6 separate regions of the Homo sapiens genome follow, and regions 1, 2, 3, 4 and 5 are each linked to region 6. The links are chromatin contacts, found by Hi-C or POLR2A ChIA-PET in ENCODE. All regions are on one chromosome and are shown on one strand. The core of a region is the stretch at or near the end of the contact, and the rest is flanking DNA. Distances in the headings are between cores, read along the strand shown.

What was found. Hi-C counts contacts between places; a loop is a spot of excess contacts on that map. ChIA-PET counts read pairs that join two places held with the same protein, here RNA polymerase II (POLR2A). Pooled maps may share reads with other maps.
Region 1: a loop to region 6 is called in a map of B cell, with 7 times the contacts of the local background. The contact joins the promoter of BMPR2 here to the promoter of TMEM237 in region 6. A Hi-C loop is called at or near these places in 3 of 168 maps with a recorded cell type or tissue (B cell, CD4-positive, alpha-beta memory T cell and naive thymus-derived CD4-positive, alpha-beta T cell) and 11 of 50 pooled maps.
Region 2: a loop to region 6 is called in a map of naive thymus-derived CD4-positive, alpha-beta T cell, with 24 times the contacts of the local background. The contact joins the promoter of NOP58 here to the promoter of TMEM237 in region 6. A Hi-C loop is called at or near these places in 3 of 168 maps with a recorded cell type or tissue (ascending aorta and naive thymus-derived CD4-positive, alpha-beta T cell) and 12 of 50 pooled maps. POLR2A ChIA-PET finds 5 or more read pairs at or near these places in 3 of 52 experiments (activated B cell, activated naive CD4-positive, alpha-beta T cell and naive thymus-derived CD4-positive, alpha-beta T cell).
Region 3: a map of CD8-positive, alpha-beta T cell shows a loop between it and region 6 (4-fold over the local background). The contact joins the promoter of ORC2 here to the promoter of TMEM237 in region 6. A Hi-C loop is called at or near these places in 4 of 168 maps with a recorded cell type or tissue (CD4-positive, alpha-beta memory T cell, CD8-positive, alpha-beta T cell and ascending aorta) and 15 of 50 pooled maps.
Region 4: a pooled map shows a loop between it and region 6 (2.7-fold over the local background). The contact joins the enhancer-like site here to the promoter of TMEM237 in region 6. A Hi-C loop is called at or near these places in 1 of 168 maps with a recorded cell type or tissue (chondrocyte) and 5 of 50 pooled maps. POLR2A ChIA-PET finds 5 or more read pairs at or near these places in 2 of 52 experiments (OCI-LY7 and naive thymus-derived CD8-positive, alpha-beta T cell).
Region 5: a map of CD4-positive, alpha-beta memory T cell shows a loop between it and region 6 (16-fold over the local background). The contact joins the enhancer-like site here to the promoter of TMEM237 in region 6. A Hi-C loop is called at or near these places in 2 of 168 maps with a recorded cell type or tissue (CD4-positive, alpha-beta memory T cell and naive thymus-derived CD4-positive, alpha-beta T cell) and 8 of 50 pooled maps. POLR2A ChIA-PET finds 5 or more read pairs at or near these places in 1 of 52 experiments (CD4-positive, alpha-beta memory T cell).

What each region holds. Positions count from the first base shown.
Region 1 is chr2:202,373,365-202,377,576 of GRCh38, forward strand. BMPR2 (bone morphogenetic protein receptor type 2) reads left to right here and starts at 2,963. Exons shown (of 13, transcript NM_001204.7): 1 at 2,963-4,186. The coding sequence starts at 4,111. RefSeq lists enhancers at 1,811-1,970, 2,081-2,370, 3,525-4,212 and silencers at 2,461-2,510, 2,661-3,150, 3,281-3,340, 3,411-3,470.
Region 2 is chr2:202,263,868-202,267,774 of GRCh38, forward strand. It overlaps NOP58 (NOP58 ribonucleoprotein), which reads left to right and starts at 1,896. Exons shown (of 15, transcript NM_015934.5): 1 at 1,896-2,119. The coding sequence starts at 2,075.
Region 3 is chr2:200,961,434-200,965,991 of GRCh38, forward strand. ORC2 (origin recognition complex subunit 2) reads right to left here and starts at 2,227. Exons shown (of 18, transcript NM_006190.5): 1 at 2,057-2,227. LOC105373835 (a long non-coding RNA gene) reads left to right here and starts at 1,999. Exons shown (of 3, transcript NR_187976.1): 1 at 1,999-2,197. RefSeq lists an enhancer at 1,460-1,529 and a silencer at 2,238-2,636.
Region 4 is chr2:202,170,515-202,174,692 of GRCh38, forward strand. All of the region lies in intron 15 of KIAA2012, which reads left to right. Among named protein-coding and RNA genes, the nearest start is that of KIAA2012-AS1, 56 kb to the left of the region's middle. RefSeq lists enhancers at 386-1,204, 2,457-2,666. Within about 2 kb of position 2,139, at least 2 of the 41 ENCODE cell types and tissues checked have a DNase peak (open chromatin) inside an H3K27ac peak, as active enhancers do.
Region 5 is chr2:200,710,171-200,714,715 of GRCh38, forward strand. LINC01792 (long intergenic non-protein coding RNA 1792) reads right to left here. Exons shown (of 3, transcript NR_037886.1): 3 at 2,135-3,960. It also overlaps the pseudogene AOX3P-AOX2P and the pseudogene AOX3P. Among named protein-coding and RNA genes, the nearest start is that of LINC01792, 23 kb to the right of the region's middle. RefSeq lists an enhancer at 2,945-3,224. Within about 2 kb of position 3,026, at least 35 of the 41 ENCODE cell types and tissues checked have a DNase peak (open chromatin) inside an H3K27ac peak, as active enhancers do.
Region 6 is chr2:201,642,253-201,646,470 of GRCh38, forward strand. It overlaps TMEM237 (transmembrane protein 237), which reads right to left and starts at 1,251. Exons shown (of 13, transcript NM_001044385.3): 1 at 1,107-1,251. The coding sequence starts at 1,148. MPP4 (MAGUK p55 scaffold protein 4) reads right to left here. Exons shown (of 22, transcript NM_033066.3): 22 at 2,622-3,152. The coding sequence ends at 2,958. RefSeq lists silencers at 350-539, 1,110-1,369.

The DNA of each region.
Region 1 (4,212 bases), core at 1,713-4,212, 730 kb after region 6:
AGTAGAGACAGGGTTTCACCGTGTTAGCCAGGATGGTCTCGATCATCCTGACCTTGTGATCTGCCTGCCTCGGCCTCCCAAAGTGCTGAGATTACAGGCAAGAACTCTGACGTTTTAACTTACAGGAAGCACTTTACAGCTTCTGTATGGCTGAATTGCCAGCATCACTACTCTTGTGCTTTGGGGCCATTATTAAGTAAAACGAGGGTTAGTTGAACACAAGCACTTGGATATTGCATACTGCCACAGTCAGTCTGATAAGAGACTGCTACTAAGTGATTAAGGAGGTTATAGCGGATACACTGTACAAACCATGATTCACATCCCAGAAGGACAGTGTGGGATGGCAGCGATTTCCTCACAGCTAGTTAGTAACAGTACTCAATTTAAAATTTATGAGGCCAGGCGCAGTGGCTCACGCCTCTAATCCTATCATTTTGGGAGGCCAGAAGGGCGGATCACCTGAGGTCAGGAGTTCGAGACCAGGCTGACCAACATGGTGAAACTCCATCTCTACTAAAAATACAAAACTAGCCGGGTGTGGTGGCGCATGCCTGTAATCCCAGCTACTCAGGGGGCTGAGGCAGGAGAATCGCTTGAGTCTGGGAGGCGGAGGTTGCTGTGAGCTGAGATCGTGCCATTGTGCTCCAGCTTGGGCAACAAAAGAGAAACTACGTCTCAAAAAAAACAAAAACAACAACAACAAAAAAAAACACCACTTATTATTTCTGGAACTTTCCATGTAATATTTTCAGACCGTGGTTGACTGCAGGTAACTGAAACGGTGGATAAGGGGGAACTACAAAAAGGACACTTAATGTTTCTTGGAAAAAATCTTAAGCAAATAAAAATTGAATGATGAAGTACTTGATCTCAATTTGAGGAAGATAAAAGTGTACTACGAATTAATAAACTTTAAACTTTCTGCACCTCTAACATACTAAAATCCAATTTCTCTGAGTGCTAGAAACTCTCAGTTCTTGAAAGACAAATGGTAAAACAATACCGTTTCTAATTTAGACCTTTTGGGCAAAACAAAATACAGTAATAAAGCTATAAAGAATCGGTCGGGGGCGGTGGCTCACGTCTGTAATCCCAGCACTTTGGGAGGTCGAGACGGGCGGATCACGTGAGGTCAGGAGTTCGAGACCAGCCTGGCAAACATGGTGAAACCCTGTCTCCACTAAAAATACAAAAATTAGCCGGGCGTGATGGCGCCGCCTGTAATCTCAGCTACTCGGGAGGTTCAGGCCGGAGAATTGCTTGAACCTGGGAGGTGGAGGTTGCAGTGAGTCGAGATCGCGCCACTGCACCGCAGCCTGGTCGACAGAGCAAGACTCCGCCTCAATAAATAAATAAATAAATAAATAAAACCTAAATAAATAAAGCTAATGAATCAAAGCATATGCTCTTCGTCTTTTTAAGGGATTTTACTAGGTAGAATTTTTTTTTCTCTGTCTAAAGGGTAAACAGCATAAACATATTTCAACTAAAAAGAGTCTTAGAATCCGGGGTTGGTATTGCTACAACCCCTAATTATGGAAGATGTTTAGTATAACAGAACCAGTTTAAGGAATGTGGAGATTTATTTACATCAAATTCAGATAAAGAGGTAACAGCGGACTAGAAGAAGCAAGCAGAGCATGACTTAAGGAGTCTATCTATGACTGTATCTGTGGAACTGCCCTTAGCCACAATGAAAGACCAGCAAAACCAGCCTTCAGCATAACCCTCCTGCCTGGTAGGAGATGGGAAGGCCAGACTTCACCCCTCAAGATCGCCCTCCCACGCGCATTTTCCACCTCGCAGCTAAGAATTCAGTCCAGACTTCCGATCATGGCGCCACGCACGTCACCTTCTCCCCTCGCCGCCAGCAAAATCCCACCCACGTCGGCTGACCCCGCAGCGGGGTGTAAGGGCGGGAGGGATCCCGTCTCCTATACTGGTCGCTTGTACAAACCAGATCCAAAAAACGCACTACACAAATCCTTGGAAACTGCGGTACCAACGGGATCTTCTCAATTCCTTGAGTGCAAAATGATCCCACTCTCTATCCCGACACAACTCTAACTCCATTTTCCTTTCACGTGCCCTAAAAAGCCCTCAAGGCCCCCAGCCTTGGTGAATCCAGGCCCTCTCTCGGGGTGGGCACCGCGCTGTACGGACAGACGCGCGCACGCAGCGGGACGATTTATAGAATTAAAAGTCTTTTTTTTTTTTCTGGCTTCGCATCCTTGCAAATACTCAATATTCCTGTCAACTAAGAAGGCTAAGGGAATGGGCGGTTGAGGAAAGCAGGACGTCGATTACAGCGAACACATCAAAGGGGTGGTCTTTCCAATTCCGGCTTTTGTTTGAGTCAGAGGGGAGCCTGAGGAGGCCAAGGTCTCCGGTTCTGGGAAAGGCGGGTCCATCCGGATTCTTTGGGCTGCGGAGAGGGAGGTTCCAGCCCCGTGAAACAACAGAGGGCAGTTCTGCCCCTCGAGGCTTTCCTCCGAGAGTACTGAGACGGAGACGCCTCAGTCGGGAGAAATCCCGGAACTCGGAGGAGTCTGCTGAACGCCGAACAAAAGGATGTGGCCGTCGTCTCTTAAACAAATACGCGAATCCCAAGCCATGCACATTTGGAAGGCATGTGTATGTGTGTGAAGGAGAAAGGCCACCGCTGCCCACCGCAGCCCCACCCAGCCCTCGGCCATTCACCGGAGAGACGCGCTGCGGTGGGGCCTCGGAGCCCTCAGCCAGCCCCGAACGAGGGGCGGGGCCGGGCGGGGCCGTGAGCGCGCAGGCGCAGTGCGGGCTTCATCCCGCCGCCGGCGCCGCCGCCGCCGCCGCCCGCTCTGCACCACAGGCTAGAGACAGACAGGGCCGGGAAGAGCCGGAGACTGAGGAGGAGGCGGAGGCGGCGGCGGAGGCGGGGCGACTCCGGTGACCGGGAGCGCCGCAGACTGGCAGCTGCGGCGACTCCCCCCTTTGTGTCTGGTCTGCTCGGAGCCACTGGAAGTGCCTCCCGGAGGGACGCAGGGTGTCTCGCCGCCTCCCTGCCCACCCCCTTCCCCGGCTACCTTCATCCGCCCTCCCGCCGCCCCCCGCCCTCGGTCCGCGACGCCCGAGTTCCGTCAGGAGCCCAGAGCTGCGGGAGAACGAGGCGGCGGCGGCGGCGGCGGCGGCGGCGGCGGCGGCAGCAGCAGCGGCTTCCTCGGGGGGTTGTGATTCGCTCACAGGAGCCATTGACGGGAGAAGAGGAGGCTTTCTTGGTGGAATTTACCTCAGGCAAGATCGAGCCGCAGGAATAAAAAGCGAGGAAGGGAAGGGAGCGCCGCCGGGAGGACTAGAAGGGGCAGCCTCTCACACCCACTCCGCCTGCCGTCTCGGGGAGCCCGGACCGGGGCCGCGACCGCGACCCCTCCCCTCCCCCGCTCCTACCTCTCCTCAGCCTTCGCCAGGGCCTCCCCAACCCTCTCACGGTTGTTCTGCGAAGGCGTGGGGACTGTGAGCTTGTCCATGGAGGCAGGCACCTTTTTTGATCCAGTCAAGGAAGAGGATTTGTTGTTTTCGAAATCAGAGTGAAGGAAGCACCGAAGCGAAACTTAAGGAATCCTGCCTTCCCGGAGCCGCGGGCGATGCGACTAGGGCTGCCGGGCGCCGCCGCCGCCCGTCCGGCTTCGTCCTTCCCGGCAGTCGGGAACTAGTTCTGACCCTCGCCCCCCGACCCCGGATCGAATCCCCGCCCTCCGCACCCTGGATATGTTTTCTCCCAGACCTGGATATTTTTTTGATATCGTGAAACTACGAGGGAAATAATTTGGGGGATTTCTTCTTGGCTCCCTGCTTTCCCCACAGACATGCCTTCCGTTTGGAGGGCCGCGGCACCCCGTCCGAGGCGAAGGAACCCCCCCAGCCGCGAGGGAGAGAAATGAAGGGAATTTCTGCAGCGGCATGAAAGCTCTGCAGCTAGGTCCTCTCATCAGCCATTTGTCCTTTCAAACTGTATTGTGATACGGGCAGGATCAGTCCACGGGAGAGAAGACGAGCCTCCCGGCTGTTTCTCCGCCGGTCTACTTCCCATATTTCTTTTCTTTGCCCTCCTGATTCTTGGCTGGCCCAGGGATGACTTCCTCGCTGCAGCGGCCCTGGCGGGTGCCCTGGCTACCATGGACCATCCTGCTGGTCAGCACTGCGGCTGGTGAGTAGCTCCGGCCGGCACGTCCC
Region 2 (3,907 bases), core at 646-3,145, 620 kb after region 6:
GAGTAAGGAAATTTTACCCCTGTTGGAAGACAGACTTGTGAAACAACTGGGGTATTTAATCCCAGTCCCTGAGACTGAAAGGCTTCCAGAAAAGCAAGTAACACTAAATCAAGAAGACAGTCTAAATTCAGCCCCGCACAGTGGCTCATGCCTGTAATCCCAGCACTTTGGGAAGCCGAGGTGGGTGGATCACCTGAGGTCAGGAGTTCGAGACAAGCCTGACCATCATGGAGGAACCCCATCTCTACTAAAAATACAAAATTAGCCAGGCGTGGTGGTACATGCCTGTAATCCCAGCTACTCGGGAGGCTGAGGCAGGAGAATTGCTTGAACCCGGGAGGCAGAGGTTGCAGTAAGCAGAGATCATACCACTGCACTCCAGCCTAGGCAACAAGAGTGAAACTCCGTCTCAAAAAAAACAAAGAAGAAAAAGAAAAAAAAAAAGACATTCTAAATTCATACCCTGGGGTCATTTTAACAAATGCAGCAAAAATAGGAGAGGCTTATTGAAAGAAAACTGTGCTAATAATTCATTTGGCCAGACAGAAGGGAACGGCCAGGAATGCTCACAAATATAGTGACAGTAATGGTGTCATTCTGAGGCCTTCGCCTCAAGGCAGGGCTTGAAAGGGGATAAAGTCTAATGGCACTAGCTGGCATTTCAAATTCTAGATGCCTGAGGCAGACTGGCACCGAAACAGCTCCTCGTTTCTCTCAAAGTGAACATATAATTCATAGAGGGTTAACAAAATAATATCGTGAAGTTTTTCCCCTTTAAATCTCTAGCGGTGGCGGGGCGCGGTGGCTCACGCCTGTAATCCCAGCACTTTGGGAGGCCGAGGTGGGAGGATCCCTTGAGGTCAAGAGTCCGAGACCAGCCTGGGCAACATCGTGAAACCCTGTCTCTACAAAAAATTAGCTGGGTGTGGTGGCACAGGCCTGTAGTCCCAGCTGCTCCGGAGGGTGAAGTGGGAGGATCGCTTGAGCCTGGGAGTTGGAGGTTGCAGTGAGCCGTGATAGTGCCACTGCACTCCAGCTTGGGCAACAGCCAGACTGTCTCAAAAAAAAAAAAAAAAAAAAAAAAAAAAAAAAAAAAGGCCGGGCCTAGTGGGTCACGCCTGTAATCCCAGCACTTTGGGAGGCCGAGGCGGGCGTATCACGAGGTCAAGAGATCGAGACTATCCTGGCCAACATGCTGAAACCCCATCTCTACTAAAAATACAAAAATTAGCTGGGCGTGGTGGTGTGTGCCTCTAGTCCCAGCTACTGGGGAGGCTGAGGCAGGAGAATTTCTTTTTTTTTTTTTTTTTTTGAGACGGAGTCTCGCTCTGTCGCCCAGGCTGGAGTGCAGTGGCAGGATCTTGGTTCACTGCAAGCTCCGCCCCCTGGGTTCAGGCCATTCTCCTGCCTCAGCCTCCCGAGTAGCTGGGACTACAGGCGCCTGCAACCACACCCGGCTAATTTTTTGTATTTTTAGTAGAGACGGAGTTTCACCGTGTTAGCCAGGATGGTCTCGATCGATCTCCTGACCTTGTGATCCGCCCGCCTCGGCCTCCCAAAGTGCTGGGATTACAGGCGTGAGCCACTGCGCCCGGCTAGGAGAATTTCTTGAACCCGGGAGGCGGAGGTTGCAGTAAGCCGAGATCACACCACTGCACTCCAGCCTGGGTTACAGAGCGAGACTCCGTCTCCAAAAAAGAAAAAAAGAAAAAAGAAAAAAAGGCGCAAAGGCTCCGTTCAGGCCCTAGATCCCGCGATACAAACTTTCTCGGCCCGCCCCAGCCCGCTGTGGCGGGAACATTCTGGAAGTGACGGCAATCTCTGCGGCAGTCTTCTGTCGGAAGTGACGTTGCTATCCCAGAATCCTCAGAGAAGGAGTAGCGCGTTCGTGCGTCCTAGTTCCAGTACAGCGTGGAGGGTTTAGGCAGCGTGTTCTGATTCTTTGCGGGACGGCGAGCGCATTTGTGCTTTGCCCGCCGCGGCCTAGGAGGCCTTTTGAGGCCGCGTAGTCGGTGTTTTTGAACTGACTCTACAGCTTCTGGCAGGCCGTGCGGCGCCCTGACCCGGCCTCACCATGTTGGTGCTGTTTGAAACGTCTGTGGGTTACGCCATCTTTAAGGTAGGTGGGAGAGCGAGCCGTTAAAGGGGGAAGGCGGATGCTGGACAGACGAGGAGAGGGAAAGACTTAAGCACGGAACTACTCAGAGTAGCGTGGGTGCCTGTTATAGCCCGGGCTCTGGGAGGAGGGAGAAGGCCTTTACACCTGAGAGCCATGTTACGTGTAACACGTGGCCCCGCCGTTTGGGGAGACCCGTTCTGCATTAGAGGATTTTATTTCCTCCCGTTGAAGGGGTGGGCAGGAGGCGTGTTAGAATTTAACAGATTATAGGGAATTCGGACTTTATTCTAGATGTTTTGAGGAATGATCGAAAGATTTTTTTTTTTTTTGAGATGGAGTTTCGCTCTTGTTGCCCATGCTGGAGTGCAGTGGCGCAATCTTGGCTCACTGCAACCTCCGTCTCCCGGGTTCAAGCGATTCTCCTGCCTTGGCCTCCCGAGTAGCTGGGATTACAGGCCTCCATCCACCACCACGCCTGGCTAGTTGTTTTTGTTTGTTTGTTTGCTTTTAGTAGAGACGGGGTTTCACCATGTTGGCCAGGCTGGTCTTGAACTCCTGACCTCAAGCGATCCACCTGCCTCGGCCTCCCAAAGTGCTGGGATTACAGGCGTGAGCCACCGTGCTCGGCCAATCGAAAGGATTTAAGCAGAGGAATGACCTGCTAATTTGTCTTAATACGGTTACTCTGCTGTGTGGAGATTAGACTCGAGGAGATAAGAACGGCAGCAAGAATACTTTTGCATTCATTTGGACAAGATGAAATTGCCTGGTATGGAGAGAAACAAATATCGATAGAAATTGTGAAGGTAGAACAGGAAGGACTGGCTAATAGATTGAATGTGGGGTTTTGGTTTAAATAAGATGTTAAGAAAGTTTCTTGGGGAAGGACTAAAGATTTCCGGTTTGGGCTGTGCGAAGCTTGCGTTGTCTATTAGACCTGATAATGCAGTTGTGTAGATCGGGCAGTTCAGTATTTCAGATTTGAAGCTTAGGGGAAAACATCTGGGCTGGTGATGTCAGTTTGAGGTTTGGTTGTTTTCGTGGGGAAAGTTTGACAAGTTCGTCAGCACTGAAATGGTTGAATGGTAAGACATTCGTATCGCAAGATGCTGTTGAGATGTTAGGAAGAATGAGTGAGATTGAGTGCCTTTTCTTGTGCGGTGCAACTCTTCTGAGGTCTGTGAATATAGCAATGAAAAATAAAGTTTTTATGTATATTCTACATATATATATGTTGGTAGAAAGCAAAAACGCTAGGTAAAAATAAATGTAATACAATTTTAGCTATGAACCAAAAAACCATTTGTGGTGTGGATGCAAGAAAGTCTGGATGGGTGCAGAGTTCTCCATGTTTCACTTCTGACATTTGAAAATACGCAGTTTGCATTTGATACGTCAAATGTTATTTTTAAGAAAACCAATAAAATCATTAAAACCGAAAAGGCAGTTTTGCTTGTTTTTACCTTAGTTGGAGTTATCTGCAATTGCCGTATTAGTGTTTTAAGGAACTTGTAAGTAAGCTCCTTAGTCCCCTTTAGAGCTACGAAACATGTCAATTTTACTTTTCTCCAGCTTTTTGGAATCTTATCTAAATTACCATGTAGAGTTCTGCATAGCTTCAAATTCTCTTAGCCAATGTGGTCTGTAAGTGTCTATCGATGAATTTCACCGTTAATTGCCGTAGTATACTGTCCTGTACCGGATGTGAAGAGGAGCAACTCTGCACAGTGCACTGGTTGTCTCCCATGGTAGGAAGGAATTGGCTTATCAATGGTCGGATTTCTAGAC
Region 3 (4,558 bases), core at 977-3,476, 680 kb before region 6:
GAACCACTGTGCTGGACGCTAAATGCTTGTTTTGACCTCTGAAAACCATTCATAATAGGTCTAATTATTTCTCTACATGTCAATTAGGGTTAGGGTATTCTATAGCAGGTAACTATAGAATGTCCAAACTGGAAAGTTTCTCTAACTTTCCAGTTCATTGGGTGAAACATCACTAGTTCTATCAAGCATACTTCAAAGAGCATGGCCAGAGTCAGCATAATCTACATTATTTTACTTAATTATACACTGCTGTGTACTACAAAGGATTTGAAGCAGTGACAATGAGCAAATGCAATAAAACAAATTATAATTTATAAATGCTAATAGGGAGTCTGCATCAGAAAAAATATAAAGGAAAGCAGAAAATAAAATCACACAATGAATTTTTGGCTCTGAGCTTCCTGGCAATCAAAGCAAAAAGCAAGTAAAGGTCGGTTACGTAATTCTTATTGGCAAAAGTTTAGTTGTTCTTGGGGATGTGGGGACAAGATTTTCTAGGAAAATTTAAAAACAAATATTCTAGGCAACTGAGTATTGTCCTAGGCAATTTCCCTATGGTATTCTACACAAGAATTGCCTGGAGAGAGGCAGCCTGAGACTTGTTTGTAGCCAAGTGCATTTATACAAACATTTCCTTTTCTAATTTTGGAGCATCTTATTAAATAGTACAAAATCACCAAATTAAAGAAAATGTCTACAAAGACCTCATGAGAAACGTTTCCTTCTTTGCTTTCCAACAGTTCCTGAAAAACAAACGAACAAAAAAACCTAACAATCACACAATAAAATGCAATATTTAGTGACCATTATGACCCCTCAAGGCACTGCCTTGGTGCTTATAGGCCAACCCCTTTCAAGGAGTTACTTCAAGGCAATTCTGCAGCACCAAGTGTTAGCATTGCACCAAGTGGTAGCAACACACTCTCCTTTGAAAACAAATAAAAGATTTGCTGTAATTTTTAAAAACATAATCCTTTGAAAAAGAAGGTTGGATAGATTAGTGGTTAAACACCAATTTTAATATTGGAGAAACCTGAGTTCCAATCTCCACTCCATACTTTATAACTGTGTGACTTTGTCCAAAGTCCTGACGATTAAATGAAATGATGTGCCTGATATATAAAAGAGCATCACTGAATGCTCCCAATTATCGGTATTTTTACTTTAACCTTTTTCTTTTTTAGCTCCTTACTGCAGTGCACTGAGATATTTTTACTTTAAACTTCAACTTAACCATGCAGATCTCTTGTACATCTCTAACTCATTCAACATCTAACAGAAAAACTGCTCAATAAGTGATGATGTCCGTTTAACGTGCAGTGCCCTTATATAACGGTGTAGGGCCGTGCTATTTTTCTTCAGATTGCAATTTAACTGCGGGAAAGTGTAATGATTCTATTAGGATTTCAATTGTAAAATGAAAAGTAACGTCTCAACATCTTTTTAATTAAAAAGCTCTACCAAAAGAGCCTGGCTTATCAACATTTTACAGCCAAGCATGGCTCCAAGGTGACCGATCAGTTAGCTGGCAGGACACATTGGTGCCTCCAGGCTGGGATGACATCAAAGGTTCTAGCTACAGTGGTTCTGGGACGCGATCTCTTCCTCTTCATACCTCACAGGGCACTTTACCACTGTCGTTACACATCTTCACAGTTCTCCTTTTCCAACCAGAGGGCTTCGTAAGCTGGGAATCAGGTAGGTTAGTATCAGGCGTCCCTTGCACAAAAGGCCTATAACTGCGGGGCAGACTAACGAAAGGTCCTCCCAGAGTGAGCCTCTCACCTCAAGTCTTAAAGGACTTTGGCCTGCGCCTCCAGCCTCTGGCCAGTTGGCTGCGCTCCACCAGTAAGGGTTCTCGAGCCCCCGGGCAGCCTGCGGGGGGCAGCGAGGCGCAAAGACCATGCCCCAAGTGCCGAGGGAAAGTCCTGAGATGCGCGACTTGGGACGCTAGGGGCCAAGCTCCGACGCGGGGCTGGGTGCACCTGGACGCACCTCACACGCCGCGAGCTAAGCAGAAAAGGGAGGCAGGCTGCCCCGACACCCCACTACTCACCGCTAGGTTTCCGTCTGGCGCCGATCCGGCTGCGTCACGCCGGCCGAACGACACCCCGCTGAGTCGCCGCCGCAGGGAAGGTACCTTCGGCCCCAACGGGAAAAGCCAATTTCCAGTAATTCGCGCCCGACCACCGGGGAGGTAAGGAGCACCGGAGGCCAGCTGGGGGATGGGAAGCCTGCGTGCGGCACACCGAATCTCCCGCCCTGTTCAGGGGGCGGTGCCCGAGGAAGCCAATAGGAAGAGGAGTCGGCCAAGAGCGACGGCTCTGCCGTCCAGTCGGCGCCGGCCATTCGGCCCCGCCCATCAGGAAACCTGAGGAAAACGGATTCTTGGGCCCTGAGTTGTGGGCCTTACCTTTCCTTTCTTCTTTCCGTTTCCGGGGAAGGGAAAAGGAAGTGTTGTTTGGATCTGAGGAAGTTTGCACAGTAGCTGGCTGAGTGGTAGCTGTTTGTCTTGTAGCAATCTTTAAAAAGTGTTCTTTGGGGTCGGGCGCAGTGTCTCACGCCTCTAATCCCAGCACCTTGGGAGGCCGAGGCGGGCGAATCACCTGAGGTCGGGAGCTCGAGACCAGTCTGACCGACATGGAGAAACCCCGTCTCTCCTAAAAATACAAAATTAGCCGGGCGTGGTGGCGCATGCCTGTAATACTAGCTACTCGGGAGGCTGAGGCAGGAGAAACGCTTGAACCCGGGAGGCGGACGTTGCAGTGAGCCGAGATCGAGCCATTGCATTCCAGCCTGGGCAACAAGAGCGAAACTCCGTCTCAAAAAAAAAAAAAAAAAAAAAAAAAAGTGTTCATTGGTTTCCCAGCTACCTTTTGAAGAAAAAGGTAATGGAAATTGATTCGCATTTCTTTTTTAAAGATTTTCTTCATTTGGCGTGAAAGGTAGGATCTTGTACATCTCCAGGGTTTGGGGTAGGGAGAAGAAGAGACGTTAGGAGAAGCACTGAATATGGAGATGGGATCGGACGGCTAGTGGGATGAAGAGGCTGGGGAAATAGAATGAATAGACAGAGAAAATGATTGACTTCAACTATCCAAAATATAAAAAAGACAAGACAGAGAAAATGAGGAAGAAAAGGAATGAACCTGGATGGGATCCATACAGTATTAAGAACAGGGTATTGTTTCATTTGGATTCACTTACTCAAAACAAAACTACAGAGTACTCTGCGAACAGAAGATAAGTATTCATTATCGAGCGAGACAACTACGATCTCTGCATTCACTGTAGTTACCTAGCACGTGAAGATATTGAACGGACAATATTGAGAAAAATACCATGATATGGGAAGTGCATTGGAGCACATGGTAGGAGTAGCTAATTAAAAGCCCAGAAGGAGTCAGGAACAATTTTCTAGGAGGAAGAGATGTTTAAACTGAAACCCCTGTGTTGAATAGATTTAAAACAGGCCAAGAGGGGTAAAATTTTCCAGGTAGAAGGTCCAAATCCGTGTAACAGCTGTGTAAAATGCCAAGCATTGGGTCTGTTATTATGAAGGGCTTAGTTGGCCCTTAGGGCACTGGTCAGATTTGTATTGAAAGATCTTTGGATAAAGGAGGTAGGATTGGGAGGGAAGATATAGAGTCACAAGATTTGGGAGCTGTTTAGGAAATCCAGTTGAGAAAGAAATGATCATAGCCTTGATACCTCATTATTCCATTTTGGCTAGGTGGAGTTAAGAAAATGGAAGAGAAAGGCAATTTTTTGTGCATTATAAATAAGAATTTGGGGAGTGACTAGAGACAGAAGATAAAGAGAACATAGCTCAACAGTTAACAATGATGTGTTTGAAGAGTGTTTAAAAATGTGAAGATGACTAGCCCAGCACACACACCTGTAATCCCAGCTACTTGTGAGGCTGAGAAAAGGAAGATTGTTTGCATCCCAGAGTTCCAGGATGCAGTGAGCAGTGATCTCACTTGTGAATAGCCACTGCACTCCAGCCTGGGCAACACATCGAGACCCCATTTCTTAAAAAAGAAAAGAAATTTGAAAAAAAGATGAAGATCTAGGAATGTTGAATAGATATGTTCAACTTATGTGTGTTTTTTATATATATAATTTTTTTTTTTTGAGATGCAGTCTCCCTCTGCCGCCCAGGCTGGAGTGCAGTGGCAACATTACTGTTCACTGCAGCCTCGACTATCTGCTCTCAACCAAACCTCCCACCTCAGCTTCCTGAGTAGCTGTGACTGCAGGCGCACACCACCATACCCGGCTAATTTTTGTATTTTTTGTAGAGTGGGGGTTTCACCATATTGCTCTGGCTGGTCTCCAACTCCAGAGCTCAAGTGATCCACTCATCTCGGCCTCCAAAAGTGTTGGGATTACAGGTGTGAGCCACTGCACCTGGCTGTTTTTTTATATTTCTATGATGTCAGTAAACTCCCCTTCATTCCTCTCCTTCTCACATCTTGAAAAAAGGCTTCTACAGACCACAGAGGCCTTGGTGTGAGTGGTGGGTTTGGATGTAGTTTTTATGGTATATGTGTGG
Region 4 (4,178 bases), core at 889-3,388, 530 kb after region 6:
GATCCCTACTAAGTTTCATAGCCTTCATGGTTGGATAAAACACACTCCTTACTGCAGCTCCCGCTTTGGTGGAGGAAACAGATATGTGTGCAGACAGCTCCAGTGAGTGGAGTGTGATCAGTGCTCTAAGAGAATACAGGAAGGACAACTGATCCAGACCGGGGCAGAAATCTGATCCAGATAGAGAGAAATCAGGTAGGGCTTCCTGTAGGAGGTAATGGCTGACATGAAGGAAGGCATTTACGAACCTAGACTGCGTTCACCCATTTGTGATGAAGACATCAAGAGAAGGCAGCAGTTCACACTCCCTGTGTGCCAGGCACCAGGCTATGCATTTTCTGTAAAGTGCCTCATTTAACTTTTATACTAATCCTGTAAAGAAGCAGGCCTTGGTATCCCTATTTGTCAGATGAGACAATTGAGGCACAGAGTGGTTAAGTACCACATCCTTGCTCGCAGAGCTGGGCAACAGTGAGGCTGACCTCCCCAGGCTGTCTGCATAGATTAATGCTGGATGTTAACAGCTATCAAAAAGAGGGTTCGCCCCCCACGGGAGAAAACAGCAAGGTCCGGGGAAATAGAGATTTAAAGAAATACTACACACACACACACACACACACACACACAGACATATACACACACACATTCATACATAGACACACACACAGACACATATACACAGACACACATGCACACACACACACACACACCCCAACTAGAGAAATATGAATGAAAAGATTCTTCAAGCAGTTTTTTTAAAGGGAATAAAAAGGTGTGGCCAATCGGGGAGGGAGGCCAAAGTGGTCCAGCAGTGCGGCATCTGCGCCTCCGCGGCGGCAGGGGCCCCGCAGCAGGCGCGCTGGGAGCAGCTTCTCTCGGGGCCTGCCGCGTTTATGGCTTCAATAGCGCCGCTCCGGGTCCCCGCGGCGTCGGAGAGGCTTCTGCCTAGCGCCTCTCTGCTGCGCGAGGTCGTCCCGGCCTTACAAAAGGAGCTCCTCGCTGGTGAGCTCAAGACCCCAGGCGGGCTCTCCCCGAAGGGTCACTTCTCCGAGTGTGTCGCCTCCTTTAGTCTTTTCTTTTCCTCTCTGTGGTGGCTTGTGATGTCTCTAACGCTGGGGCCTCCTATGGACTCCATCCCGAGATGGAGACTGGCAGAGCTAGAAGGTCTAAACATCTGAAAAGCAGGCACGCATAGTCCCTGGGGAGAAGGCAGGGAGGCAGGCAAACCCCTGGAGTGCCACCCAAACAATTGGACTTTTTAATTGATACTGTTTTATTTTGGCCAATTTTCCACTTAGGGGTGGAGAAAAGGGAAGTAATTTTTGGCATTTACTTTTTTTTTTTTTTTTTTTGGAGACAGAGTCTTACTCTGTTGCCCAGGCTTGAGTGCAGTGGCGTGATGGCTCACTGCAACCTCCGCCTCCCAGGTTCAAGCAAGTCAGCCGCCTCAACCTCTCGAGTAGCTGGGATTGCAGGCGCCTGCCACCACGCCCTGCTAATTTTTGTATTTTTAGTAGAGACGGGTTTTCGCCAGGCTGTTTGCGGGCTTACGCCCGCGTCGGCCTCCCAAACTGTTGGGATTACAGGCGTGAGCCACCGCGCCTGGCCATTTTTGGCATTTACTATGAAGCAAGACGTAATGCTAGGTGCTTTATGTACTTTGAGCTTATTTTATCCTCACTATAACCTTATGAGGCAAAGTGCATTGTTTCTATTCCACAGATGAGGAAAATGAGGCTCAAAGAGGTTAGGTAACTTGCCCAAGGGGCACACAGCCAGTAAGTGGAGAAGCTGAGAGATGAACCCAGGTTTCTATGACTCCATGCTCCTTGAATCTTTGAGTTGTGATGCCATCCCTGTGTTTCTGAGAGGAAATAGTAAAAAGTCAGGGAAACATCACGAAATTATGGCAGTATGTTTTTTAAGCCAGCATGAATCTTGGAGGTGATCTAGAAGTTCTTTTATATTATGGATGAAGAAACCTGAGGCCTACAAGTCAAGAGAATCGTGCATGACAACTAATTATTAAAACCAGGGTAACTGGAGTCTGCCCAGTGTTAGTGGTTATCTAGTTCAGTTCAGTTCCGTTCAGGTCAGTTTCGTTTTGAAGACTTTTCCTTGGGCAGTTTCCAGCTTCAGGAATAAACAGCTCCAGAAGGAGCAAGTGTAATGATTGCCTGACCTGTGCAAAGAAGTGAGGAGTAGCCAGTGCTGGAAAAGTTCCTCCTAACACTGTGGAGAAAACAGGGAGACCAGAAGTGTGTGCCCAGGAGTCCTGGTGGTGCCACTCACCAGAATCTACAGCCTGGAAGATGGCACCATGCAAAGGTCTGGGGCTCCTTGCTCCCCACATTGCCCAGTATGATGCCTGCACAGTCATGGCACAGCACACTGCCAGGCCCTGCTATCTGCAGCCTGCAGTACTAGGTGCAAAATATTCTGCTAGTCCTTAGCACCTACATGACCTAACTCTGGTACTGCTCTATTTTTCCTCTGGGAAGTATTTCAAAGTTCTCCTTCATATTGGAAGAGGAGGAAGTAGGAAGTGGTGCACGCTTAAGAATGTTTCTGGTTTACTCCTACACAGCCCAGACTGGGGAAGTCCCCCGGGAAGTCCCCCAGAGTCCCAGAGAACAGCAGTCGTCCCTTGATTCTGAAAATTCTCTTCACCTTCCAGGAAGAAAAGCTCATTTCTAACAAGAGACCTAAATTTGTCAAAACCCAAAAGCAGCTAAAACTAGAGATAAGGACAACATAAGAAAGGAAAATTATAGGCCGGGCCTGGTCACTCACGCCGGTAATCCCAGCACTATGGGAGGCCAAGGCGAGCGGATCACCTGAGGCTGGGACTTCGAGACCAGCCTGACCAACATGGAGAAACCCCGTCTCTACTAAAAATACAAAATTAGCTGGGCGTGGTGGCACGTGCCTGTAATCCCAGCTACTCAGGAGGCTGAGGCAGGAGAATCGCTTGAACCCGGGAGGCAGAGGTTGCAGTGAGCCAAGATAGCACCATTGCACTCCAGCCCGGGCAACAAGAACGAAACTCCATCTCAAAAAATAAAATAAAAAAAGGAAAATTATAGACCAATCTCACTTATGATCAAACATACAAAACTCCTAAATAAACTATTAACCAATCAAATTCTTAAGCTTATATTTTTAAAAGTATTAACAATACACACAACTGAATTTGGTTTATCACAAGAATTCAAAGAGGGTCTAACATATGAAAATATATTTATAATCCACACTAAGAGGTTAGTGGGGAAAAGCCTTAGGGTCATCTCAATAGATGCAAAAGGAAAAAAATAAAATTCACCCATTCCCAATTAAAACTTATCAGACTAAGAATAGAAGAGGGCTTCTTGATTTTGACAAAGAGTATCCATGAAAAACCTATAGTAAACATCACACTTGAATACTTGAATGGTAGAACTTGAGAAGCATTCTTTTTTTTTCTTTTTTGAGACACAGTTTTGCTCTTGTCGCCCAGACTGGAGTGCAACGGCACGATCTCGGCTCACTGCAACCTCTGCCTCCCAGGTTCAAGCAATTCTTCTGCCTCAGCCTCCCAAGTAGCTGGGATTACAGTTGCTCACCACCGCACCTGGCTAATTTTTTGTATTTAGTAGAGATGGAGCTTCACCATGTTAGTCAGGCTGGTCTCGAACTCCTGACCCCAGGTGATCCACCCTCCTGGGCCTCCCAAAGTGCTGGGATTACAGGCATGCGGCACTGCGCCTGGCCAAGAAGCATTCTCTTTAGAGACAGGACTAGGACAAGGATGTCCTCTATCAGTGATTCTATTCAACATTGTACTAGCAATGCTAGCCAGAACGGTAAAGAAACCAAAAAAAGGAAAGATGAAAGGATAGGAAGGAGGAAAATGACACTGGTATTATTTCCAGACTATATTATTACTTATATGGAAAATTCAAGGGACTCTACAGACAAGACATTAAAAGACAAAAGAATTCAGCAAGATTACTAAATACAGATCAATACACAGAAATCAATTGTGTAAAAAATAGTGTTTGAAAACATAAAGCACAATTTAAAAATAGAATTTAAAAGGAATTGTTATTATGGAAAACTGCAAACATACACAGAAGTGAACAGAGCAGCACAGTGAATCCCATATACCCATCTCTTGGCCAGTGTTGTTCACCTGTATC
Region 5 (4,545 bases), core at 1,776-4,275, 930 kb before region 6:
AAGAATAAAATTAACAAAGATTTACTACTGATAACTTGCTCTTGACCAACAGAACCCAATATGCAGAGTCTGTGCTGGTTAATTTTAGGAATGCTAGGACTTCAGAAACATTTGCCAAATGAGAAGGCAGATGATATTGTGAGAATGGTGCCTATGACACGTTCATGAGTTTCCAGGAGGGTGTCTGCAGCCAGGAGTGGGGGCGGGTGGGAAGTTGAAGAAAACGAAGCAGCAGGTCCTGTCCCCTATCACCCATTGAGCATTCTTGCCACCCCCTAGGTTTAACCTAAATCAATTTATGAAAAAAGAATCAGATAAACCCAAATTGAGCAGCAAGCTGCAAAACAACTAGTCTGACTCTCCAAAATGTCAGTGTCATGAACAACAAAAAAGGCTGGAGAGCTTTCCTAGAGTAAAGGAGTCAAGAGAGCTAAGAAGATGACATCTTCACCGCTCCCATGGGGGAGATCGTAAATGCAGTATTTGTGTAATTGGAAAAATTCAAATATGAACTGTATGTTAAACAACACTATTGTTTCAATACTCATTAATAAGTCTCATTATCCTGACAATGATGGTAAGGTTACGTAGGAGAAAGCCCTTGTATTTTAGGAGTTACATGAGGCAATATTTAAGGATGAAGTGTTATGATGTCAATAATTAACTCTTACGTGATTCAGCTAAAACCATCTGATGGGGGTAGCCGGGGTTAGCTACAGCAAGAGTGAGTGTATGTGGCATAATGTTAACTGCTGGTGATCAGTGAATCCAGGTGAAGGGTATATAGGTATTATTACTTATTGTACCATCCTTGAGACTTTTCTGTAGGTTTGAAATTTATTAAAACAAAAAGTCAGCTGGGCGCGGTGGCTCACACCTGTAATCCCAGCATTTTGGGAGGCCGAGGCAGGCGGATCACCTTAGGTAAGGAGTTCGAGACCAGCCTGGCCAACATGATGAAACCTCATCTCTACTAAAAATACAAAAAATTAGCTGAGCGTGGTGGCACATGCCTGTAGTCCCAGCGACTGGGGAGTCTGAGGCAGGAGAATTTGCTTGAACCAGGGAGGTGGAGGTTGCAGTGAGCCAAGATCACGCCACTGCACTCCAGCCTCCAGCGTGGGCAACAGAACGAGACTCCGTCTCGAAGAAGAAAAAAGAAAGTCGTTCTTGTTGTATTCCAGTGAGAGTCTGCTTCAGCTTTCCGACAGGCCTCACATCAGCAAAATGCCCTGGCGGTTATGAATGCTGGAATGACAGTCCTTTTCAAAGACGGCACAAACACCACTGTGGACTTCAGTGTCTATATGGAGGAGGTGGCCCTACTACAGTTGGTGCAAATAAATTCTGTCAGCAGCTTATCAGAAGGTGATTTATTAACTTACACCTCAAACCAAATAAAGGAGCACCGTGTGTTGACCCTACCACAGTTTTGCTTTCATGCTATTTTTCTGAAGTCCCTTATAGGATGAAAACCATGGAGCTCCTCTAATTCATACAAACTTCCCCACGGCAATGAAAATAAAAGTCTGAAGACTATGCAGCAATATAGATTTTAAAAATGGTTTTATACCAATCAACTATATCTTCATAATTGATCATTTATATTAAAATAATGACAGCATCTTTACTTCAGAACCCCGGTGGATATCCTGACATCTCCAAGAAACTCTTAGGTGTCCTAACAGACTTTCTTTTGACCCTACCTCAGGGGATGTACTCATACGAGGTCACTACGTTTTCTGAAAGAACAGAACAGCCAAGTGGAGCTGTGACTGTCTTTTGCCATGGCTTTCCTTTTTAATTTCCAACTGCTGTCATAGTGTCAGCTTTTAGGAAAGGATCAGCTGTGGAAATGCTGTATTCAAGCAATAATCAGAAAATACAATGGAATAACAGTTCCCGTTTATAGTAACAACCAAAAAATAACTCTAGGGATAAAATCAACAAAAATATGTGCAGGGCCAACATGAAAAGAACTTTTAAAATCTATTGGTGAACTTTAAAAAAAGACAAATTTTAAAAGGGAAAGACATAAGCCTTAGCTACAAGGACACAAAATATAACAGTATCAATTTTCTCTTATAAATTAAATATAACACATTCCCAATCAAAACATCAACAGTGTCTTTTAAAAACTTGATTTTAAAGTTTATCTAGAAAGATAAAAAATGTATAATAAGAATAGTCAAGAGGGGAAACTAGCCCTATATAATATTGAAATGTATTCTATTACATTAATACATGTCTAGTAGTTACACATTATAGGTACTGATACAGGAGGAGAAAAACAGACCAACAGAACAATGTAAAGTCCTGAAATAGGCCAGAAAGTCAGGTCTCATTAGAAGCAAAAATGCACTTCAAGTAAGCCATAAAATGGAGCATTTAAGGAAGAATATTGGTACAACTTGCAAGCCATTTTAAAAACAAAGAAACATAAAGCTGTACTTCTATTTCCCACTTTACAATAAAAATAAATTCCAGATTGATTAAAGTTTTAAATACTAAAAACTATACTAAATATATGCATGCATTTAAAAAAATCCATAGCCTAAGGAACATGAAAGCCGGAAGTTATAAAGAAAAGACTGATAAATTTGACTATATAACAGAGAAAAGCATTAGTATAAAAAGAAACGCATTTACAGCAAAAACTTTTCTAAATCAATAAAAAAAGATTAAAAAAACAAAAAAAGAAAAGTATACCCACTGGCAGGAAACTGGAAAAATAAACTATTTTGAGCCTCACTTAGAATTTTTAAAATGAAAATTAAAACAGCAATGAGATACCATTTTCCTCTATTAGATTGGCAACAATTTAAAATGTTGATAGTACCCACGACTGATTAAATTTGACACATTTTTTCCTCCGAGCATACTTTTCATGTAATAAAGTTACTGAAACCAAATACTGTATTCTTAAAAATGGTTAGGGTTACTAAGAAGCCAGCAACAGAGGGCAGCAGAGACCTCCTCTGGGGCGTCCGCGTAGTTCATGTTCCAGTTTTACAAAAGCAGCTTTTTCTCTGCTGTGGTCTCTGAGGTGTCAGAGTGCAGCAAAAGGGAAATGCGTCATCAGTTCTTGTCATCTCATTGGTGACAATGAGTAATCAGGTGGCGGTGGCGAGGTGGTGTCTCTGGGCCCTCTCTCCAGGCCAGAACGGGCACGTCCCACACGCGAGCAAGGCTTCTTGCTGTGCCGCCCGTCAGAGCCAAGTCTGTGATGGCGCCTCTGTTCCAGGTTGTTACAGAGCTGGGCAGCTCCTCAGGAAGTTGGCATTAAAGAGAGCTGGTGTTCAAAATCTGGATTTTCTTTTTTTTTTTTTTTTAACCGAGAGTCCTTTCCCCTCAATAAACTTGACAAAGGAGATCAAGGAAACTAGGAAACTACCAGAAATTCTCATTTGCATTTCCAAGCAAACGCCCAGCAATCTTAGTCATATTAGCTGCATGGCTTTGGGGTTAGAAAGGAGGTGAGGTTGGGAGGGGAAGATAAAGGATAAAATCAGAGTGAATAACACAGAAGAGGTCTAGCCAGCTGCCTTTCCTGCTTACAAGGGGCCACTGGGGCCAGAGCAGGCCTCCTCCCCCGGCTGTTGCGTCCAGGCTGTTTCCCACACTGTAGACCCCCTTCCTCCTTTGGTCCTCTCTGCCCTTCCCTGGGTCTCCCATTTCAGACCTTGCTGTGCTTCCCAGTCCCCCACATGGAACTCAGACTCCAATTTCCATCAGTCAAGGGCTTGCCTCTTCAGGCACATGTCCTCAGCTCCCACTAAGAGGTCCTCAGCTTTAGGCCAGCTCGGCAGACTGGGGAAATGGACGCCTCTGCACTGACCCAGCAATGCTTATCCAGATCAGTGTTCAGGGAGCACCTTTCTCTCTATGTCCTGTGGATGCAGGGTCTGCCTGGTCAACGGCAAAGGTGTCTTTATGCATCTTCGGGAGGTTGGCCTGTTACTGGGTATAGAGTTAGGGAAAGTACAGCCTGAGAAATTAATATAGAATGCATGTGTATATACATACAGACATTTTTGTGCTTTCTTTTTATAAAAGTAAAACATGTCCTTTAATGGACATTCGACAAATACAGAAGAATATAAAAAGAAAATCAAAATCTCCTGTAAACCTACCAGCTATATATGGCCATTGCCAAAGTATTTTTTAAATACTGTATTAAAAACTTGATTCTCATACAAATCTTAAGTAAGCAAATGTCAAAGATTTATTTAACTCGACAATGAGGGAACCAGCAAAATGATAAAACTGGATGAAAGTGAATTTGAGAGACTGAGCATATAGGCATGCCAGCACAATGACGAAGGTTGCTAGTTTAGGTAAAAAACCGGTTAATATCTTACAGGTAATAAAACTGTAACCTTTGAGGTTGCCTTCCTACAGGACAGAAATAATTTGATTCTTTACTAGAAAAGAAAATCTACATGTTCTTATGTAGCTTCACAGAGTCTAGCCCCCAATCAATAGTAAACAAGTTCAACAAAGGAACATTCCCTTAGAGAATGAGATAACCATGGAATGGACTTG
Region 6 (4,218 bases), core at 1-2,500:
CAAAAGGGTTAAATTTTAGACACTCTTGTAGTTTGTCCCATTTAGCAATCCATTCGTTCGAACAGTAGATTAATGCAAGTACTACAAGATTAGGACGAGGCAAGCTGCCGTAATACCATCCAGTAGTCAAAATTACAATTGGAGAAGAATGACAGTCACAGGAACGCGCTATTGTTCTAAAGATGCTACGAAGCGCGCGCGATCGATCCCAGGGCTCTGTTCACGTAACTGATTTCAAAAGTCCCGCAAAAATGACGTTCCACCCACCCAGAGACCCAACCTCTAATCCTCAAAAGTAGGACGGCTCAACTGAAGACAAAAATCCTAACAATTAAAAGTAGCTAAGGCTCGCTTACCACAGGATTCTTCCCCATTCTGCGTTTAGCCGGCCTCGGCGGCCGCCGGCCCCCAAGCACCTGGCGCCCCACCCCTCCCGGCTCGGTCGCGCGCGCAGGCGCAATGCGTCATCGGGCCGCGCCGCCTGGCTAGTACCCCGCGCGCAGCGCCCTGCGGGGATGTTGCGGTGAGAGGCGTGCAGGGACCTGGATTGGCCAGTCCAGACTAGCCCTGCCAAAAAGGGGGCCTCGGAGTTGGGGGTAATGTGCCCAGGAGCAGAAATCTGGCGACCGTGGCGCTGCAATCACAGCTTTCCCGTGGTTTCCTAAGTGGTGGCGGTGATTTGTTTGCGGGAAGCGGGGCGTGACGGAAGACCTTAATTAAAGGACTCCGCAGGCGAACAGATCTCTTCTGGGCAGCTACAGACCTCTCCTCGGAGGAGTCTAGGAGAGGCCTGGCTGGAAGCCCCGGCACCCGCCGGGCCCCGGGCCTCAGATGAGTGAGGCGTCGTCGTGGCAACGCGGGCTCAGGTCCCCGCAAACTTCATGCCAGGCCTCTCTCTCCCACTCCGGGAGTTCGGTCCCGGCCTCGCCTGCGTCTCCGTCCCATTCCTGTGAACACTGGAGGGGCGGATGCGCGCACCCCACGAGCAAGGCCCTCCCTTAGTGATTCCCAGCTCGTTGGCGCCCCCCCACACACACCCACCCCCACTGCCAAGTGTAGCTGTTTACCCGCCACCTCTCGAGGCCGACGCGCCCCTCGCCGCTCACCAGGTGGCCCTCCTCCAGCCGAGCCCCCGAGTCAGTCCTCATGGTGCTCTCCCCGCGGGGCTGCCCCGGCGCAACCGCCGGCGGCCCGAGCCCAGCTCCCCGCGACGCAGCGGCCTCCGGGACCTGTGGGACGCCGGGGCTTCGTGGCGCCTGGCGAGGCAGCCGCCCCCTGAGCCAGGTCCCCGCCCGCCTCTGTCCTGCCAGGCGCTGCTGGGTTTGGGAGGAATGCGTTTACTCTCCAGGACCAACGAGTCTGTGCAGGCCTGGGTGTGTGGATGTGTATTAATATAGGCAATTCTCACATTTTCTCCGATTGCTTACCCTTCATCCCACAACTGTGTAAATCAAATTTGGAAAAACTTTTTCTCAACCTTAAAATCAAATCCAACCTCACATAAATATCACTACAAACTACCTGATTTGCATCGTTTGGTTTGGTTGGGTTTGTTTTTTTTTAAAGATAACTTTCACTTTAAGTAACAGAGAACTACAAATATTTTGAATCATGCATTCTGTTTTACAGTTAAGAAAGAAATGGGAAAGATGGAAGAATGGTGTGGATATGGAGAAGAGAATGATGCAGAAGATGAACAGATACAGGGACAGGGAAAGCGCCTGGAAATCTCAAATCTGGGGAAAGAAAGAGAAACAGCACTTTGTAATGGCATCCTAATCTTGTTACCAAACAAACGGGGCTTGTTGCCCTATACGCACAGAAGCCAATATTATGGCGCTGATTTTTTGAGAAAAGTTTTCATTGTGAGTCAGCTAACAAGGAGACAGGAGTATAGCTCTAATCTGTCTCCCTGTGTTGGCTTTAAGACAGTATTTTTATTAGAAAACGTTTAGGGGGTGGATTCTGGGATTAGTAGGTGATTGGTGGAAGGAAAGAAGCCATCTGGAAAATCCTCTGGCGTTCGCAGTTACCTCTTCATGTCCCTTCATGGGTCGCATGTGCAAATTTTGGAGGGAGTCAGTGTGAAACATGGGGAAAGATTCAAGCTGTGACGCCAGCAAGCTCATTTTGTACAGACTCCAGGTAGCCATCCGTGTTAGTACTAACCACTTTCAGCCAGTTTGCTTTGTTTTGTTTTGTTTTGTTTTTTAATCTCACAATGGAAGAAGTTTAGGCGTTTTATTTAGCAAGTTGTTTTTTATCTGCCGTCCTGCATGCTCAAGAATTTCTGTTAGTCCCTGGTTTCTTTAACTCTGAGACACGGTTTCACTCTTGTGATTTTCTATATATAGGTCTCTGGGATTAATCCATTGCCTTTTTCTAATTTAGGCCTGCATGTAGATATTGGCTGTTAAGGAAAATTAGTGTTTGTCACACCTCTCATGAGAATAATTTTTTCCTTGTAGGCCGATTTGTAAATAGTGAAGGCAGTGCAGTTTCTTGTAGGTTTTGATTTTAGATGTGAAATGTGTACATTAAACCTTTCTTGCTGAGTTAGTCAAGTAAGCACTTTTTGTAAAAGATGTTTTCATAAAACACGTTTCATAGAGTACAGTTTCTAAAGTTAACTATTGCTTATTTTATTTAGGAAAGCTCTTTATTTAAATCTTAAAAAGATCATGTGAAATCTGCGAAAGGTTCTCATACTCAGTGACTTAACATTATTCATATTTCTACCACAGCTGCATATGAGGTAAAGGAAAAAAAATTAAGTTAAAATAGGTAACCACATAACCATACAATAAAAATTTTTTTCAAATAAGATTAATTAATAAATTGCTGCACTTTTAAAGTTGTACACATTAAAATGGGTCAAATACTGTTGTTTTAGATTGCAACTATGGATCGCTGTATCAAGGGTACAGTGTTAAAACTCCAGCATTAAACAAGAAGTCTCATTGAGACTCAGTATCTGAGGAAATCCATGTTGCTGGTACCCACTGAGGCTCCTCCTGAGCCTTCTGTATGGCAGACAACAACTGGGCACATGCATCGTGCAAGCTGTCATTCACAATCACATGATCAAAAAATTGGCCAAACTGAGTTTCCATTCTTTGGGCTAAATTTTCCATCTCTTGTAGGTCTTCATCCTTTAGGAGAAATAGAAAAATATGGATAGTACAGACTTAATTGGACAAATGGAAAAAATACAGTTTGTTATGCTGTCACATTCAGTTGTGAAACTATGTATAAAAACAGTAAGGTCCGAAAATTTTGCACAGATGATTTTCAATAAAGTTTCAAAAATATTTTTTCAAAATTCTACAAAACCAGCAAACTAGAAAATAGTAATTTTTTTGCCCTCTGTTATTGAAATAATGTGGCTAAGTATAGATAAAATAATTTTTTTTTTTTTTAGACAGGGTCCCACTCTGTCCCAGGCTGGCATGCAGTAGGATCATCTCAGCTCACTGCAGCCTCTGCCTCCCAGGCTCAAGTGATCCTCCCACCTAGGCCTCCCAAGTAGCTGGGACTATAGGCACATGCCATCATGCCCAGCTAATTTTTGTAGAGAAAATATAATTATTATAACAGGTATAAACATATCCTTCTAAATTAATGTGAAGCATAAGCAAAGCTGGGAAAAGTATATCACTATCCACAGTATGTCATCCTTTATTTCTTAGAAATGTATTACTGAGATAAAGAAATTTTAATTTGGAAGTTTTTTTAAATAATAAAAGACTGAAGTTTTTATTTTAAAAAATGAGGTCCAATAAATGTCTTCTAAACTACAAAACTTATGTTTTAATCTTTAGTCTTAATGTCTCGTCATGTTTTGCAAAATTTAGTCATAGTTTGCAGACAGATTACTCCCCTCAACTTCCCGTGTGAACTTATCTTACTCTTACCTAAACACTTGAAACTTTTTAACCATATACAACATAAAACCAAAGAAAATGTACCAGTTTAAATAAAATTTAAACATAAATTTCAAGTGAACATTAATCTGATAGGGATAACATTAAAGATACAAAATGGCCACTTTCAACATGAGGATGGTATAAGCCAGTTATATTATGTTTCTACTATTGTGAAATGTTCATTTAATGAAGGTAATTTGGCATTCACTTGGCACTAATGCATTAAATTCATTGCTGTTATTTTCTTATTAGTTCATGAAAATAGTACAACTTGTCACCAATACAATCTGAA